Regions from separate parts of the Homo sapiens genome. Here region 2 is linked to region 1. A link is an interaction called in ENCODE POLR2A ChIA-PET data of the cell type or tissue named here. Cell type or tissue: Panc1. All regions are shown on one strand.

The links. ChIA-PET counts read pairs that join two places held together with the same protein. Peaks named below come from ENCODE experiments on the same cell type or tissue, not always from the same donor. Only the 100,000 strongest peaks of a DNase experiment are listed, where the experiment ranks them.
Region 2: POLR2A ChIA-PET joins it to region 1 with 8 read pairs; 3 of 35 experiments call an interaction of 5 or more read pairs at or near these places.

The regions. Positions count from the first base shown.
Region 1 is chr2:54,579,475-54,583,474 of GRCh38, forward strand. The region is part of intron 2 of SPTBN1 (spectrin beta, non-erythrocytic 1); the gene reads left to right. LOC124906008 (a long non-coding RNA gene) reads right to left here. Exons shown (of 3, transcript XR_007086322.1): 2 at 3,726-3,798; 3 at 2,104-2,517. Among named protein-coding and RNA genes, the nearest start is that of SPTBN1-AS1, 23 kb to the left of the region's middle. RefSeq lists an enhancer at 766-815. In Panc1, no CTCF peak of the experiment used is centred here; no DNase peak of the experiment used is centred here; H3K4me3 peaks cover 670 bases; H3K27ac peaks cover 1,093 bases.
Region 2 is chr2:54,014,211-54,018,210 of GRCh38, forward strand. It overlaps a transcript of ACYP2 not described here. Among named protein-coding and RNA genes, the nearest start is that of PSME4, 45 kb to the left of the region's middle. In Panc1, no CTCF peak of the experiment used is centred here; a DNase peak (open chromatin) is centred at 1,991.

The DNA of each region.
Region 1 (4,000 bases):
TGAGGGGTAGTTCGTCTCTGTATTGGTAGCATTAGCGCACGTGCTATATAGCTCTCTTAATACCTGAACTGTGGACAGACCAGATCCTCACTGAGCTGAAGCACATTGGCATATTAAGGGAGCCCAGCATTGCTGTTTGGCCCTGCTTTTGAACTGGGAAGATATATTGCTGCATGGAGTTCTGAAAAGTACCTTTGTAAGTCCCGAGAACTCCTGTTGACCTTTGGATTTAGGTAAAATGTAAGTCTTAGGAGAATTGATGAGAATGTAGGAACCAGTTTTAGCCAATGCATTAAGACTAAAATGACTCTATTGTTTGTCAGGCTTTGCCAGAAAGTATAGTGAGAGAGAGAGATCCTAAAACTCTGAAAGCAAATAGCCCACAGCAGTTAACTGTATTGACTTTGGAAACAGGTTATAAACCCAAACCTCTGTGCTGAACTTGAATGGGTGTTTCTTCTCTCCTTTCTGAGGGTAAAAGCTGCTGGTGAGAACGGCTCTCTGGTGTTGCTAGGACAGACCTGTATGACCTTCTTTATGTAAATAATTAACAGGGGAATATTTTCATTTACGTTAAAGCCATATATGAGAGAGATTTCCGGGCTGGCTCTGACAGCCTCTGGCCCCACTGGAGAAGGAAGCCAGCACTGAAAAAATTCAAGCTTCCGGCCACACGGAACCTGAGAATATTCTCTATGACAGCAGTGGCTGTGAAGCTGTTTCTTTAAAGTAAAACCCCTTTTGAAGGTTAGTCTGGGGTGACTTTACTGTTACATAGGGAGTAGATTTTGTTTCTTGATGGTTCGTTGAGTGGTAGAGAGGTTAAAGGTAGAACTAACATATGTAGAACTAAAAAGCATCTGAAACTTTTAGCAAACCAGTAATATTTAGAGGCTTCTGCCCACTCTGGGTAGGCATTTTTATCTTGTATACCCATACCAGCTTTTCACATCCTGTTTCTTGAGAATACATAAAGAGCACATTTCTCCACATTATCAGGAAAACAATTTGAAGCACAGGTCTTGTGAATTGGGAAGACCACTAGTATTGCCATTAGCTGCTTATTTGTGTGTGTGTTGGAGGATGGATTATAATCCAAGTGTATTCATATTCTCACACTTTAACCAAAAAAAAAAAAAAATCTCCAAAATCTTCTCTCTTGCATTGTTTATTGATAGAATGGGAAACTTACTGCTGGTAACTAGTTAATTCTGAAAGGGTTAGGGTTTCTACTGTATACTTCCAAAAGTACAGGCCTGGGGGAGCCAATATGAGAGACACACATAACCAAAAATTTGTAAAAACTTTATTTTTTAATAAAAATTATAAATAAAAATTATAGGCCGGGTGCACTAGCTCATCCCTGTAATTCCAGCATTTTGGGAGGCTGAGGCGGACTGATCACTTGAGGTCAGGAGTTTGAAACCAGCCTGGGCAACATGTTGAAACCCTGTCTCTACTAAAAATACAAAAATTAGCCATGCATAGTGGCACACACGTGTAATCCCAGCTACTTGGGTGGCTGAGGCACGAGAGTCGCTTGAGTCCGGGTGGTGGAGGTTGCAGTGAGCCACGATCACGCCACTGCACTCCAGCCTGGGCAAAAGAGCAAGACTTAGTCTTAAAAAAAAAGAAAAAATATATAAATATATACACACACACTTTATATATTTTTATATATAATCTCATACAACATGTTTTGAAATACACGTGCATTGTGGAATGGCTATATTGAAAGCTAATACATAACAAATTTAATGATAATACAAGTGTAGAATGGACAACAAAGGGGTTGTGCATAATCATCAAGTACTTCTCATTAGTAAAAACCCTTTTCATTTGCTTAGAATTGAGGAGGAGGGGATGCTCTAAATTGAGGATTCTCCATAGGGTCGTCCGTGAGACACAAGATGTTGACTGTCCCACTTACCCAGGACATGGGTATCCTTTTGATGCTGACAGCATTTGCTGCTGCTTTCCAGGGAATCATGGCTGACATTGAACTTCCACTGCCTCTGGGCTGCTTTGCTCACTCCTCCTAGGCAGGCAAGCCGACCCTTGGGAAGCTCAGCATTTAGCCTTCATGCTTTGGTTTCTTTGCCCTTTTTTTTTTTTTTTTTTTTTTTGAAACTTTTATTTGCTCTGGGACCACTTTGAGGTTGAAGGTACAGCCCACAGTTTAAGAAAACTGTCCCAAACCTGAGCTAATAAACAAGAGTAAAAGCCTTTTTCTCTTGTCATTACTACTTCCTCCTCACTGACTAATTAGCCAGCTGCTGCAGGTCTCATTAAACTTCATTAATCCTAAGCATCTGTCTGTAGGAACTGCCTCAAGATAAAAAGAGGAAGCTCCGCTAAACATTTTTGTTGCTGCTGCTAATTACCACAAGCTATGCTTTTTATTAATTAATGGCTCTACTTGCCTCCAAATCCTACTGAAGAACTTTGCGAGACAACAGGCACTTCATTCTTCTGTAGCTGCAGACATGCTGCTCTGTGGTTTGGTGCATGGGGTACCTGTAAATTATCAGCACCGAGAATACGCTAGCTCTGGAAACCAAGGTAGAGAAAAAAATACATCTGGAAGTCTGGTTATGTGTAACTTGAACTTGCTCAAAGCCTTCAGCTGACACTGATGCTTTTTAAAAACATGGCAGTGATAAATTATTTCATCACTTTGCTCAAATACATTAATGCAAAACATTACAAAACTAGTTTTCTTGACTCAGCTTCCAGGGTCTAAGAAAGCATTTTATTGGGGGGTTGTGATGCCAGAGCATAAGGGATGTTAAAGGTGACACTTAAAAAGGAAGGTGTCGATCTTGGTTCTGGTCTGGTGGTGCCTGAGAGCAGGGACTCCTTGAAGGTGCAAGATGAATTACACTCCTCCCAGGTGTCAGGCAGGGGAGAGAAGCACCCTCCATTTAGAAATATGGAGGATTAGCCAGGCATAGTGGCGGGCGCCTGTAGTCCCAGCTACTCTGGAGGCTGAGGCAGGAGAATGGCGTGAATCCAGGAGGCGGAGCTTGCAGTGAGCCGAGATCATGCCACTGCACTCCAGCCTGGGTGACAGAGCAAGACTCCGTCTCAAAAAAAAAAAAAAAAAGAAATATGGAGGATTCTTTCTGATGAGGGCTTCTGCACTGAATTACGTAAAACTCCCATTTCGGAATTATCAGGAATTAAGGTGGCAGGATACCTTAAGAGATTTAATTCAGTGTGGTCCATTTAGGTTGGGGGGAATCTTACTGAGCATTAAGGCTTGAACCCCATTTCATATCAGTTGGAGCCAAAGGTCCTTGCTAATGTAGAACTCTCTGTAGAGTGGTGGGGGCTATCAAGTCAAACTGCTGGGACTGTGCTTGCTTCGTGACTGTGGGCAAATAACTGAATTTTTCTAGGCTTGAATTTGCTCTTATACAAAATATGTTTGGTGGTAAGAGTACCTACTTCACAGAGTAGTTGTGAGAATTGAGTTTTAATGAAGTGCTTAGAAGAGTACCTGGCCCTAGTAAACACTCAGTAAACCCTGACTATAGGGGTGGACATGGAAGAAGATAATTTAATTCCTCCGTCATCTAGGACCATGCTGGAGCCCTTCCCACTTGCGTAGCTGAAGCACTGGTGGATGAACCCCCATTTGCCTCTGATCTTATTCCTGCCGCTGCTTGGTGATGTCCCCTGGACTCAGTTGTCAGCTCTGAAGCTTTGACCCCTTGACTCACCTCTGGTCAGTTGGTCCCACAGTGCTTTGCTTGATCCTCTCTGTTGCCATCTGTTCCCATGCGGTATAATTACCTGTTAATAAGGCTGGTGTCAGTAAACTGTAAACTCTTTCTGCTTCTGCGTCTATCCTTATTTCCTACTGCTTAGTAGAGCAATTTAAAACCTTTTTAAGAATGGATTTGCATTTCCTGTAGATGAAACCTGAGGTGGAACCCCAGTAAATCAAGGGTATGAAATGGGAGCTTTTCTGACCAAAGTGTAGGTGAGAAGATAC
Region 2 (4,000 bases), 570 kb before region 1:
TGGGGAATGCAAACCTTTCAGTTTCTGTGGTTTTCCTTCCTCTTCATCTCCTGCAGTGAAGATGAGGGTGGGGCTAGGGTCAGGATTATCTTCACTTTATTTCTTTTTTTACCTTTCTTTCTTTCTTTTTTTGAGATGAAGTCTCACTTTGTCACCCAGGCTGCAGTGGCACGAACTTGGCTCACTGCAACCTCCACCTCCCCATTTCAGGCAATTCTCCTGCCTCATCCTCCCGAGTAGCTGAGATTACAGGTACCCACCACCAGGCCTGGCTAATTTTTTGTATTTTTAGTAGAGACAGGGTTTCACCACGTTGGCCAGGCTGGTCTCAAACTCCTGACCTTAAGTGATCCGCCCACCTTGGCCTCCCAAAGTGCTGGGATTACAGGCTTGAGCCACCGCTCCCAGCCGTCCCCTATGCCTTTTTTAAATAAGCTCTTTTTATTTCAGCTGGTTGAGTGAGAAATGCTTGTTCCTTGCAAATAAATGAGCAAACTATAATAATAAATTTGTAAAAAAAAAATTTTTTTTCTTTTTTGTTTCTTTTTATTTATTTATTTATCTTTCAAGACAGGGTCTTGCTCTGTCCCCTGGGCTGGAGTACAGTGGTGCAATCATGGCTTACAGCAATCTCGGACTCTTGGCCTCAAGCAGTCCTCCCACCTCAGCCTCTCAAAGTGCTGAGATTACTGGTGTGAGCCACTGTATCTGGCCCCCCATGTTTTTGGTGTATTTTCTCTTTCTACTTCAATATTATATTGTAGTAGATGCCTTGAATTTAGGACAATATCCTAATCTTTGGCTACTCAAAGTGGGGTCTGGGGAGCAGCAGTATACTAGCTATCACTGGGAGTGAGTTAGAAAGTCAGAGTCTTGCTGGGCGTGGTAGCTCATGCCTGTAATCCCAGCACTTTGGGAGGCTGAGGCGGGCAGATCACTTGAGGTCAGGTATTTGAGATCAGCCTGGGCAACATGGTGAAAACCTGTCTCTGATAAAAAAGATAAGTAAATAAATTACAGGCGGGTGTGGTGGCTCACGCCTGTAATCCCAAGCACTCTGGGAGGCCGAGGCGAGCAGATCATGTGAGGACGGGAGTTCAAGACCAGCCTGATCATGGAGAAACCCTGTCTCTACTAAAAATACAAAATTAGCCAGGTGTGGTGGTGCATGCCTGTAATCCCAGCTACGTGGGAGGCTGAGGCAGGAGACTCGCTTGAACCTGGGAGACAGAGGTTGCGGTGAGTCGAGATTGTGCCATTGTTCTCCAGGGAAAAAAAAAATACAAAAAGTCAGCCAGGTATGGTGGTGTGTGCCTGTAGTCCCAGCTACTCCTGAGGCTGAGGTAAGGATCACCTGAGCCTGGGGAGGTGGAGGATTCAGCGAGCCATGATTGTGCCACTGCACTCCAGCCTGGGCAACAGAGTGAGACCCCGTCACACACACACACACACACACACACACACACACACACACACACGGCAGAATCTCAGCCTGTGCCCCAAACCTGCTGAATTAGAATCTGCATTTTAACAAGATCCCAGGTGATTTCAGATGCATGTGACAGTTTGAGAGGCCCAGCTGTAATCTACTCTGTAATCTAGAGTAGATTACACTGAGTTGTCATTATATTTTTGGAGAGATGGGGTTTTGTTATGTTGACCAGGCTGATCTCCAAACTCCTGGCATCAAGTGATTTTCCCACCTCAGCCTCCCAAAGTGCTGGGATTATGGCTGGGAGATACCACACCCAGCTAACTAGAATTTTAAATGTTTCTCATTGCTGTCAGAACAAGCCATAAGCCCCAGCCTGACCTTTATGGCCACAGTAAGATGGACCTTACCTACTTCTCCAGTCTTTCCTATATTAATATCCTGTTCCACCTAAATTGCTTGACTTAATTATTCTCCAAATATGCTAAGCATATTTGGGATGTATGCTCATGGTCTTTGCTTTGTCTGTCTGCTCAGTTTCCACATCTGTTTGGAGGCCACTGCTGCCTGGCTTAGCTCACAGTGCTGTCTCATTCTGTAAACATCTGTAGCCCTCCCAGTGCCATAAAAAAAATATGTAGCCTTGCCTACTCATGAATGCCTAACACAATACAGTGCATATATTAGTTTTTTGATTCATTAGTTACATTCTTATTAATTTTTTTTTTAATTCAGAAGAGGCTTGCTAATTTATAAGGCTCAAATTTCTCTGACCAAGCAGGAGTTAAGGCCAAACAGGGAGAAACTGGAAGCAATGTGCTCACGTGTCTTTGTTTGGATTTTCATCACACCCTAATGAGGGTGCAGTTATTTCAGTGACATTTGACTATGCATCATTACCCAAAGAAGAGTTTTATATAAGTGAGTGTTCTAGAAATGAAGGTTCTAATAGATCTCTGTCTTAGTCTGTTTGTGCTGCTATTTAAAAACACCACAGACTGGGTCATTTATAAACAATAGAAATTTATGTCTCACAGTCCTGAAGGCTGAGAAGTCAAGGTCAAGGCACCTGCCTTCAGTGTCTTTTTTTTTTTTTTTTTTGAGTTGGGGTCTTGCTGTGTCGCTCAGGCTGGAGTGCAGTGGCACGATCTCGGCTCACTGCAAGCTCCGCCTCCTGGGTTCACGCCATTCTCCTGCCTCAGCCTCCCGAGTAGCTGGGACTACAGGCGCCCGCCACCACGCCCGGCTAATTTTTTGTATTTTTAGTAGAGATGGGGTTTCACCGTGTTAGCCAGGATGGTCTCCATCTCCTGACCTCATGATCCACCCATCTCGGCCTCCCAAAGTGCTGAGATTACAGGCGTGAGCCTCCGCGCCCGGCCCTTCAGTGTCTTTTGAGGACCTTCTTGCTGATTCTCACATGGCAGAAGGGTTGAAAAGGGCAAAAGGGAACAAGGACTGTCCTCACGTAGCAGAGGAGCAAAAGCAAATGGACCCACTCCCTCAAGCCCTTCTGTAAGGGCCCTTATCACATCCATGAGGGATCAGCTCTCAGGTCTTAATTACCTCCTAAAGGCCCCCTCTCTTTATACAATCATATTGGCCGTTAAGTTTCTTTTCTTTTCTTTTCTTTTTTTTTTTTTTTTGAGACAGAGTCTCAGTCTGTGCAGTGGCACCATCTCAGTTTACTGCAGCCTCTGCCACCCGGGTTCAGTGATTCTCCTGCCTCAGCCTCCCAGGTAGGTGGGATTATAGGTGTGAACCACCACGCCTGGCTAATTTTTGTATCTTTAGTAGAGATGGGGTTTCACCATGTTGGCCAGGCTGATCTCGAGCTCCTGACCTCAAGTGATCTGCCCACCTCAGCCTCCCAAAGTGCTGGGATTATAGGCATGAGCCACTGTGCCTGGCCAGGCCATTAAGTTTCAACATATGAATTTTGGAAAACACATTCAGCCCATAGAAATTTCTTTAAAATATATTTCTGATACTATTGCATTCAATCTTATAGATAGACGTAGTTCAGGAGTCAGTGGCTCTGTAATTCTTATGAAAAATAGTATTCCTTTATCCCCATCTTGTATTATTGGTCCTTGATCTTTTGCTGAGTGAGTAAGTACAGGCATCTCACAGGCTACTGTATTACGTGTGTGTGGGTTTGGTAGTCAGGGGTGAGTGGAAGGAGTGGCAGTTATCAGTGAGCGTGTGTTACTATTTGTTGTATTTAAAAATTTTTTTTTCAAAACAGGGTCTCACTTTGTTGTCTTGGATGGTCTTGAACTCCTGGCCTCATGTGATCCTGCCTCCTTGGCCTCCCAAACTACTGGGATTACAGGTGTGAGCCACTGCACCTGGCCAGTGCTCCTATTTGAAAGCACATCTTCACTCTCCCCTCCATTAGATCTGAGCTCCCCTCCTTTAGATCTACTGAACGTGGGGAGACGATGGACCTGTGTTGTAACCTAGCAACCCAGAGCACGTTTTCTTCTGTATTGCAATAGCTAGGTAGCCATCTGCCTAGATGTAGACCAGTAGTTCTCAAACCTAAGTAAGCATCAGTATCACCTA